Regions from separate parts of the Homo sapiens genome. Here regions 1 and 2 are each linked to region 3. Evidence: chromatin contacts called from ENCODE Hi-C data. All regions are on one chromosome and are shown on one strand. The core of a region is the stretch at or near the end of the contact, and the rest is flanking DNA. Distances in the headings are between cores, read along the strand shown. Region 1 overlaps UTS2B (urotensin 2B). Region 2 overlaps MB21D2 (Mab-21 domain containing 2). Region 3 has its middle 180 kb from the start of FGF12-AS1.

What was found. A loop is a pair of places that touch in the nucleus more often than their neighbours do. Pooled maps may share reads with other maps.
Region 1: a loop to region 3 is called in a pooled map, with 2.6 times the contacts of the local background. The contact joins two enhancer-like sites. A Hi-C loop is called at or near these places in 2 of 37 single-sample maps with no recorded cell type and 2 of 50 pooled maps.
Region 2: a loop to region 3 is called in a pooled map, with 3 times the contacts of the local background. The contact joins two enhancer-like sites. A Hi-C loop is called at or near these places in 1 of 37 single-sample maps with no recorded cell type and 2 of 50 pooled maps.

The regions. Positions count from the first base shown.
Region 1 is chr3:191,288,951-191,292,354 of GRCh38, forward strand. All of the region lies in intron 4 of UTS2B (urotensin 2B), which reads right to left. Among named protein-coding and RNA genes, the nearest start is that of CCDC50, 39 kb to the right of the region's middle. Within about 2 kb of position 1,586, at least 4 of the 41 ENCODE cell types and tissues checked have a DNase peak (open chromatin) inside an H3K27ac peak, as active enhancers do.
Region 2 is chr3:192,849,031-192,852,883 of GRCh38, forward strand. The region is part of intron 1 of MB21D2 (Mab-21 domain containing 2); the gene reads right to left. Among named protein-coding and RNA genes, the nearest start is that of MB21D2, 67 kb to the right of the region's middle. RefSeq lists enhancers at 2,003-2,052, 2,083-2,132. Within about 2 kb of position 1,806, at least 6 of the 41 ENCODE cell types and tissues checked have a DNase peak (open chromatin) inside an H3K27ac peak, as active enhancers do.
Region 3 is chr3:192,061,773-192,065,180 of GRCh38, forward strand. No RefSeq gene overlaps it. Among named protein-coding and RNA genes, the nearest start is that of FGF12-AS1, 180 kb to the right of the region's middle. Within about 2 kb of position 1,864, at least 6 of the 41 ENCODE cell types and tissues checked have a DNase peak (open chromatin) inside an H3K27ac peak, as active enhancers do.

The DNA of each region.
Region 1 (3,404 bases), core at 336-2,835, 770 kb before region 3:
GTTTTTGCACAGAAGTTAGTATCCAAAATATCTAAGAAACTCAAACAAATCAATATCAAGAAAACAGCTCAGCTTTAAAATAAGCAAAAGACCTTATGGAGAGTCCTCAAAAAATTAAAAATAGAACTACCAGATGATCCAGCATTCCCACTACTGTTTATATATCTAAAAGAAATCAGCCAGGCGCAGTGGCTCACGCCTGTAATCCCAGCACTTTGGGAGACCGAGGTGGGTGGATCACGAAGTCAGGAGATCGAGACCATCCTGGCTAACATGGTGAAACCCCATCTCTACTAAAAATATAAAAAATTAGCCAGGCATGGTGGCAGGCGCCTGTAGGCCCAGGTGCTCGGGAGGCTGAGGCAGGAGAATGGCGTAAACCTGGGAGACAGAGCTTGCAGTGAGTGGAGATTGCGCCACTGCACTCCGGCCTGGGCAACAGACCAAGACTCCATCTCAATAAATAAATAAATAAATAAATAAATAAATAAATAAATAAAAAACAAACGAAATTAATATGTTCAGTGCTCTAACATATTCATCACGGCATTATTCCCAATGGCCGTGATATTGAATCAAGCTATGTCTATGATGGGATGAAAACGTAAAGAAAATGTGGTATATATGCACAATTGAAATGTCTTCAGTCATTTAAAAGAAGAAAATCCTCTCATTTGTGATAAAATATATAAGCTTGAAGGATATTATGTTCAATAAAATAAAACAGACACAGAAGGACAAATATTTTTATTTGTCATAATTTCACTTTTATGTGGAATCTAAGAAAATGTGAACTATTAGAAGCAGAGAGGAAAATGGTAGTTACCAGGAGCTTGGGTTGTGGGGAAGGGAGAATGTGTAAGAGATGTTTAAAAGACACAAAATATCAGTTAGATAGCAGAAGTTAAGTTTCAGAAATCTGTACAGCCTAGTGATATCATTAATAACAATGTATTTTATTGTTGAAAATCACTAAAGAAGTAAATTTTAAGTGTTCTCACCACACAAAAATGTTGTATGTGAAGGAATCATATGCTAATTTCTTCAATTTAGTCATAACATAATGTATACATATTTCAATACATCATGTTGTACACAATAGATGTACAGAATTTTGTCAAATTTTTAATGAATTGATTTTTAAAAAGAGACATAGACAAAGAAGTCCCTGTTTCATGACCATTTCCATCCACTTTGGGGAAAAGTCTGCAAAGATCTTTAATTAAATCTTTTATCTCTCTCTCTCCTTAATAAAATACTAAATTCTTGTCATGAGTGCATAACCAAATCATTCAAATAAAAGCAGATGTTTACTATCGATTGTATTGGATGGATAAATGAAGTTAGAATATTTGTTTGAGGAGTTCTTGTTATACACATTTATAGTATATAGCAATATTATTGTTGCCATTTATTGAGCAATCATCACATGCCAGGCCCTGTACTAAGCACCTCACAAATAGTACCTCATTTAATTTCCATAGCAATCCCTCAACAATTGCACAACTATAATTTTTCATCTTTTACAGTAAAAGAAGACAGTTTTGGAACCAAAAGTGAAACCCAGATCTACCCAACGCAGAGCTACATGCTTAACCCACATGATCTCTTGCCCACATATCACAATTGGGGAAACACAGAGATAGAAAATGATTGCTCCAATAACAGAGACCCCCATTTTAAAGAAAACTTAGAAACATTTGAACTTTGTATTTTCAATAGCAATACTTTAATAACTCAGTCTATGTATCAATTACAGGATATAAATGGCATTTCCATTTTGTCAATGAAGGCTTCGTCAAGTTATAATTTACAGGGAACAGATAGCTTTAAGATTCACTTGCATCTGACTATTTCTCACGATGAGTGACAAGAAAAGCACAGATAAGTGTTTGTATGGTGACTCAAACTGATTTGAATAATTACTTTCAGACTCCAGTAAGCTCTTGGCCTTATTACTTTTTTTGTAGTAAGAAAATTGAACAATTTTATTTTTACTTCTCTCTGACTATTAATTCTTGGTAGAATTCCTTACATGTAGTTAAATGAAAAAAATAGCGGAAGGAAGGAAGCAAAAGTAGAGTTTCTGACATCCTGACAAGACGGTGCTTGGAGTTCTTTTTTTCATTTAAAAGAGTTAACAATGGCCTGAATTTGTTGAAATAAAGTAGAAACATCTGTTCAAATACTTGGCCCTTTTTAAAAATTGAGTATTTTTATTGTTAAGTTGTAAGAGTTCATTGTATTCTGGATTCTAGTTCCTTATCAGATACATAATTTGAAAACATTTTTTCACAATCTGAGGGTAGTTTCACTTTCTTGATCATGTCTTTTGAAGAACAAAGGGTTTTATTTGAAAAAAGTCCAATGTATCTATTTTTTCTTGTGTTTCTTGTTTTTGAGTACTATAAGAAACTATTAGCTACTTGAAAGTCACAAAGATTTATGCCTATATTATTATCTAAGAGTTCTATAGTGAAACTCTAAAATTTAGGTCTTTGAACCACTTTCTTTTTTTTTGAGACAGAGTCTCACTCTGTCACCCAGGCTGGAGTGCAGTGGCGCCATCTCGGCTCACTGCAAGCTCCACCACCTGGGTTCATGCCATTCTCCTGCCTCAGCCTCCTGAGTAGCTGGGACTACAGGCGCCCACCACCACACCTGGCCAATTATTTGTATTTTTAGTGGAGACAAGGTTTCACCACGTTCACCAAGATGGCCTCCATCTCCTGACCTCGTGATCCACCCACCTCAGCCTCTCAAAGTGCTGGGATTACATGCGTGAGCCACCGCGCCCGGCCTGATCTACTTTAAGTAAAGTTTTATATATGGTGTGAGGTTGGGTTTCACCTTTATTTATTTATTTATTTTCGCATGTGGATATCTAGTTGTCTCACCACATTTGTTTAGAAGATAATTCTTTCCCCCATGAATGGTCTTGGTAGCTTGTCATAGATGTATGGTTTTATTTCTGAACTATAAATTTTATTCCATTGACCAATTTGTCCATTCTTATACAAGTAAAATATTGTTTATTAATGTAGCTTTGTAGTAAGCCTTGAAATTGGAAAGTGTGAGACTTCTAATGGTCTATTGTGAAAAGCTGTTTTGATTTCTCTGTATCCCTTGCATTTCCATATACATTGTAGGATCAGCTTGCCAATTTCTGAAAAAAAAAAAAGAGGTTGCAGGAGGGAAGCTAAGATTTTGGTAGAGGTTGCACTAAATTTGTGAATTAATTTGGAGAATTTTTCCATCTTAAAAATGTTATGCCTGGATCTGTGAACACAGAATATCTTTATAATTAATTAGGTCTTTAATTTCTTTCAATGTTGTTTTGTAATTTTCAGTGAACAAGTCTTATGCTTCTTTGGTTCAATTTACTCCTAAATATGTTATATTTT
Region 2 (3,853 bases), core at 556-3,055, 790 kb after region 3:
TGTGCTTAACATATCACAGATTCAGTTTTGTTATGAGATTCTCAATGGGGCAGCCCCCTGCTCAGTCCTGAAATGGCTGGCATTCCACTATGAGGACAAACCACGATCCTCTGGCCACTGGAGTGACAAGCTGGCTTCCCACCACTCCGTGCTCCCATGCTCACACTTGCCTCCCAGCCTGTTACTCGAACCTTCCGAATTCTGTACTGTGAGACTCTTCCTCCAAAGCTCTCATGGCTAATTCGTTAACCATCTTCAAGTGCAAGTTTTTCACGTCTCTTTTTTTGGGGGGGGGGCGGGGGGTGGGGGTGGAGTCTCGCTCTGTTGCCCAGGCTGGCGTGCAGTGGCGCGATCTCGGCTCACTGCAACCTCCGCCTCCCGGGTTCAAGCGATTCTCCTGCCTCAGCTTCCTGAGTAGCTGGGATTACAGGCATGTGCCACCACGCCCAGCTAATTTTTGTATTTTTAGTAGAGACAGGGTTTCACCATGTTGGTCAGGCTGGTCTTGAACTCCTGACTTCGTGATCTACCTGCCTCGGCCTCCCAGAGTGCTGGAATTACTGGCGTGAGACACCACACTCGGCTGTCACCGTCTTACTTTATTTAATATTTCAACCACTTTATATCCCTTTTTACTTTGCTCTACTTCAACCTTTTTTCATGACACTTATTCTATTAAATAAAAAAAACTATATTTATTTATGTCTATTGCTTATTATTCTGTTTGCCCTGGCAGAATAGTATAAAGACAGCAAAAGTCCTTTTCTATATTATATATTGCTCACTCATATGTCCCAAGGACCTAGAACAACTCCTGGCACAGAAGAGCCTCATAAATGTTTGCTGAGTGAATAAACTGTCAGAGACAGAAACATGTCATATAAAAATTTTCTTTTTTTTTTTTTTTCGAGACAGTCTCACTCTGTCACCCAGGCCGGAGTGCAGTGGTGCGATCTTGGCTCACGGCAACCTTTGCCTGCTGGATTCAAGCAATTCTCCTGCCTCAGCTTCCTGAGTAGCTGGGACTACTGGCGCGTGCCACCACACCAGGCTAATTTTTTGCATTTTCAGTAGAGAGGGGGTTTCACCATGTTGGCCAGGCTGGTCTTGAACTCCTGACCTTATGATCCACCCGCCTCGGCCTCCCAAAGTGCCAGGATTACAGGCATGAGCCACCGCGCCCGGCCCATAGAACAATTTTCTGGGGTTCCACTAAGAAAAGACTAAGCTGGGACTTCTGATCTCCCAGGAGACAGACTCTACACTGAAGGAAAGAACCTGGGTGATAGCTCCTAGTAGAATCTAGACAGCAAGCTCCAGCAGAGTAACAGAGATGTGGACAGACTGTATACCTCTCAAGGCAGGCCACTGCACGGTCTCTGCAACTTGAGGTTCGAGGCTCTCAACTCTAGTACCCACCCACCATATCTCTCCTTCATTCCGTCATTCATCGCATGTGTGGTGAGCCGGGCAGCATGGTTAGACTTGCTTGTACTTCTCCACATTCCACAGAAAAGAGGTGCCTGCTATCAAGTCCCTGCCTGCACAGGCCAGGCCCCACCCAGATACACATACACGTCTGAAAACCTTTGGCCTCAGGCTCAGCCCTGCACGCTGCCGAATCAGCCCTGAGCAAACCTGTCAGTGGACTGGGAGCCCCGTCCCGTCTCCCTGCGGCCTAGATCCCCTGTGATGCCTCAAATCCACTGCGCACCATAATCCGAAGGGCAGTACAAATGACAAAGTACAGCACACTGTAACAGACACCCACGCCACAGGCCACCCCCAACTCTGAGCTACTGAACTCCACAGTCATTTAAGACCTTTGTAACTTCCTCCCACGTTTACACTCATTTTTAAATATGTCTTCTATCCTGTGACTCACAGTGTGTGGCGGGAAGAGTAAGGTTAAGAGCACAGACTCTGCAGTTAAACCAAGCTTGCTCTGCTACTTATTGTTAGCTGTGTTACCTATCTATGCCTTCTTCTTTACTGGCAATATGGCAATAGTAATTGCACCTATGAAGTAATTATGAAGACGAATGAATTTAAAAGGTAAAGCTCATGGAACAATGAACATAGAACACACTCAAGATATGGCTCCTATAAACAAAATGAGGTATAGCCACACCATAGAATAGAATTAAGCTATAAAAAGAAATGAAGTATTGTTACACGGATAACCTTAAAAACATTATGCTAAGTCAAAAAAGCCAGACACAAAAGGCCACCTATTATGCAATTCCATTTATATGAAATGTCCAGAATAGGCAAATCCATAGATTCAGAAAGGAGATTTGTGTCTGCCAAGGGCTGTTGGGGAGTGGGGAGTAGAAGGTGACTGCTAATGAGTATGGGGTTTCTTCTGGGGGCAATAAAAATATTCCAAAATTAGAGAGTGATCAATGTGAATTTTGTACATATAGTAAAACCACTAAATTGTACACTTTTTTTTTGTCTGTTTTTTTTTTTTTTTTTTTTGGAGATGGAGTCTCACTCTGTTGCCCAGGCTGGAGTGCAGTGCCACGATCTTGGCTCACTGAAACCTCCGTCTCCCGGATTCAAGCGATTCTCCTGCCTCAGCCTCCAGAGTAGATGGGATTAAGGGCATGCACCGCCATATCCCGCTAATTTTTGTATTTTTTTTTTAGTAAAGACAGGGTTTTGCCATGTTTGCCAGGCTGGTCTTGAACTCCTGACCTCAAGTGATCCCCCTGACTCGGCCTCCCAAAGTGCTGGGATCACAGGCGTAAGCCAGCATGCCTGGCCGATTTTTAAAAGGTTATTATTATTTATCTTCCTCTTCTTTGAGCTACTCCAAGACAGTGCCCAAGTCTTACTGCTGTATCCTCTAAAGTATCCAACACAAAGCAAGACATGCTGTCAAATAAACTAAGTAACCATGACAAATGTGGAGCCAAAATTTTCTAGGAAACATCAACAAAGACTAGAACAACTGGGCAGCTTCGAGGAATGATTGGCAAACTTGGGCAAAGTTTTATCCCCCAGGCATCTGGAGTCGTGCCAGTGTACACTGACTCACTGTGGCTGAGGGTCAAGGGCAGGTTCTGCCAACAGGGGAAATGATCAGAAAGCAGAACTGAGACAGACCAGTTCAGGGAGAGAAAATATGGGGCGAGATGCCTCCTTCATCCTTTCACCAGGATTCACACTCAGAGACACCACTCAGCATGCACAGCACCCATTTCCAAAATGCAGACCTATTTGTATGGTCACTCTTCAATCGATGTAATTGCTACAAAAGCTAATAAACTGGAAAGACAGGTTGTGAGGCGAAAGAAAGCCATAGGAAGCAAATAGCCCTTATTTCAAAGCAGCAGGTTTTTGTTTGCTTTGTTTTTTGCTTGAACTGACAGTCAGTAAAGTATTCTTAAATATATTCTAGCACTCAGCTGAACCACCTTGCAACCTGCTTCATATACAGGTTCTAGAGGTCATTTTGTAGCAGGACATTTTAAACGGGGGAAAAACAGAAGGAGAAATAAGCAATTGCCTCAAACAAGGAAAACAGTCTCTTTACTTCATAGTGAAAAGAAAAAACAGACTAAGTTTCTTGCATCCTTTTGAATCCAAAAGCAATAAATACAGGAAATGTTAAATAATGAGAGCAAAATAAAAACCAATGTCCATTTGTTAGTATGGCTAACATAATTGAGAGGTGGATGACTGCCAGAAGCAGGTGAAGGTCAGTTGACTGGCAAATCCTCCAATTTTGCCCTAGAACTTTCAGAATGAGCTCCCCACCACTGACCCCCACTTCCAGTCACTTTAACCAAGATGCCCATCATCCTCTGTCTGTAGCATTCTCACTGCATTTCCAAATTACTCCAGG
Region 3 (3,408 bases), core at 614-3,113:
GCTTCTAGGTAGCTCTTATGCCTATAGATCTTCAGCAAAGCATCTAACTGTGGGCCTGAGGCCCCTGTTGTCAGCATGGCAAACACTTTGCAAGAAACACTGAATGTGAAGTTCAGGAGAGGGAGGACAAGTGGGAACCTGACAAACCCTTATTGTGTGTCTGACCTATTTGACCATGAAAAGAGCTTCACAGTGTATTGAGTGATGCTTCACTTCTTTCTTCTGAATCTTATTAAAGTTTTTTTTTTATTTTTTGGCCACTCTAACATAGAAGAATACAGGAAAAGAGAGTCTAGAAAACATATTTCTCAGCTTAACCAAGTTGACAGCAGAGGGTCTCTGGACTATTGGACTATAGGGATGGTCTAGGGCTGGTATCATTTATGCGAACAGAGAGACCAAAGAAATTGATGCATATAAAATGCTGATCTCTCAGCCTTCTTTTCCCACTCACAAAATATCAGCAGCTAGGCCTTGACCCTCCAGACTACAGATCAGAAGGTTCTTATGAAGTCTGACTTCCAATAAAATAAAAGCCTAAATATTTGGACTTCACGTCTTCTCTAACAGATGACTTAGCCCAATCTTGTCACGGTGAAATGATGCGTCAGTGAGACTCATCCACTTACTCAGAGTTTCTAGTTAGCCTTTTAGCCCACAACACTCTCAAATATGAAGAGACAGCCAGGATCACTAGGTAAGTATGGAAAGCCACTAACATGGAAGAGGGAGTCCAAAGCCATAGACAGAAGAAAACAACTTGCAGAAAGTTGAGACTATGCAAATGAAAAGATATTTTTTAAAAGTATTACTAATATTTTCAAAGAAATAAGATATTATATTCCATTCATTAAACAACTTTCGGTATTATGGAAAAGAACTACTCATGAAACAAAAAGATATCTTATAAAATTTAAAGCTTGAGGGAAAAGAGTAAAACTCAATATAACTTTCAGAGGATAAAGTTGAAAACATCTTTAAAAAGGTAATCCAAAAAGATGAAGAAAGCAGAGGGAAAAAGCAGTGGGCTCACTCAAGAAAAATTTCCAAGACTGAATATTGTTCTAACCAAAATAATAATAAATATCTTTTGGAAGAATAAGATGGAAGTTTGCACACATCTTTGGAGATGTGGAGTGGGAAGAACCTAAATTCTCATCTGTCATAGTGGGTAGTCAATAGTGCCAAATCTGAAAAAAAAAAAAAAATATATACACACACACACACACACACACACACACACACACATACATATACACACATATATGTATATACATACATATACACACATATGTATATACATACATACACACACACACACACACACACATACATATATATATATATATATAGTGGGAAATAAGAAAATAGTGGGCCACGCGCAGTGGCTCACGCCTGTAATCCCAACACTTTGGGAGGCCAAGGCTGGTGGATCACTTGAGGTCAGGAGTTCAAGATCAGCCTGGCCAACATGGTGAAATCCCCGTCTCTGCTAAAATACAGAAATTAGCCGGGCATGGTGGTGGGCGCCTGTAATTCCAGCTACCGAGAAGGCTGAGGCAGGAGAATCGCCTGAACCTGGGAGATGGAGGTTGCAGGGAGCCAAGATGGCACCACTGCACTCCAGTCTGGGTTACAGAGCAAAACTCAGACTCAAAAAAAAAAAAAAAAACAAGCCATGTTATTTAGAGATACTAACGTACGTACATAAAGAGTAATTGAAAGTGATTGTCTCTGGAAAAGAGGAAATAAGGAAAAAGGGTCTGTGAATCATTTTTTGTCATAACAAATCTGGTAGAACTAGTGGCTCTTTGAACTGAGTAAATGCTTAAAAATGTTGAGGCGAAAAAAGTGGCTAGGTAGTGAGGAAGTAGACGCAGTCTGTTAGGCTGAGTTTGACATAAATAGAAAAAATACGCAAATGACAATGAGACAGCCGGGTGGGAAGGGCTTCCTGGCAGAACTGCAACCCGCCGGTGCACTGGGAGGAGTGCGCCCTGGGGTGGAGCCACGGAAGTTCGTACCGTTTCCAGCAGAGAGGAGCCTGGCCCTTCCTCTTCCTGTGTAGAACCCGGGATTTTAAAACTGCGAGGCGAGAAGCGCACCACCAGGGGTTCTGGCTTTGTGGAGAGTCGCTGTTTCCCTTTTATCCTTTTTTCCCAGTAAATCCCATTATTCTCGCCTTTCAAATGGTCTGCAAGGCTAATTTTTTGTGGCGTGTGATAAGGACCTGGCTCTTAGCTGAACTAAGGAAAAAGTCCCTCAAGAAGAAGATATTGATAGGTGGAATGTAACAAGGAAGGATGCGTGGGGTACTCTGAGAGGAACAGGGAAATTATGTGAATATTACTAGGCTACAAGGCAGCAACCAATAGAGATGAAGGGAATGGTTATAGAGAAGTGATAGTTACTAGATGGATGTACTTAAGAATTTGGGAGGGTGGGTAATCAAAGCACATTTTTTAAAAAAAAGCTTACCTTGGTGAAATATAAGAAACGCAATCTCCTGAAAACAAAGTGAAAAAACAGAGAAGTCAAATACAAATCTGACATAAAGAAGTAAGTCTTGCTCAAGAAAGACCTTGAAGCAGCCACACCAAAGGGTAAAGGAGCACTTTATTGGCAATGGAGGCATAGACATCATTCGATTACTTTAATCACAGGGCTCATATTGCCCCAGGTTGTGCCTCAATATTTTAAAATAGCCATAAATTTTCAAAAGAACACTTCCTTATGCAATGTATCCTTAAAAATTCATATAAGAATGTGTATGATTCATCTTCCTTCCATCTCTCCTTTTTTTTTGTTTTTCATGTCCATCAAGTCTGTCTAGGTCTCCACTGAACATATCCACTGCTCGATCTAATAACTGGAATAAACTATTCTGAAACAGTTAAATGAGAATTAGCTGGCCACACGGGAAGGCTCTGTTTCTAATTGGGTAATTATATTCCTGTCTATTAATCTTCAGTGTTAATCAGTCTAGGGAAGACAACCTGATCAATAAACAAACAACAGAGAAAAAAATCTTAAAATATATGGGTCACTAAAATCATTTTCTAAATGTTCTATATTTTAACAGGACGCCATAGAAAATAAAAGTGGACATTGGAGATTTCATTATTAGAAATGTTAATTTTTAAAAATTAGCTTTTTTGAAATCCACTGCCTTTTGTAAAAGCCATCAATTCAGAAAAAAAGTGTCTTATTGTTTGAAGCAAATGTTTATAGAATATACATGTGAAATATGCTACTTCTGTGTTTATTTGTACCTGAATGCAAAGAGAACATGAATAATCTTACAAATGTGGCAGGATTCCCACAAACCCCAGAAACCACATCAGCCAAATAGCTAGAGCACAGTAGGCATTCTAACTTAATAGTTTGCCTCAAGGAAGGTCAGAGTGA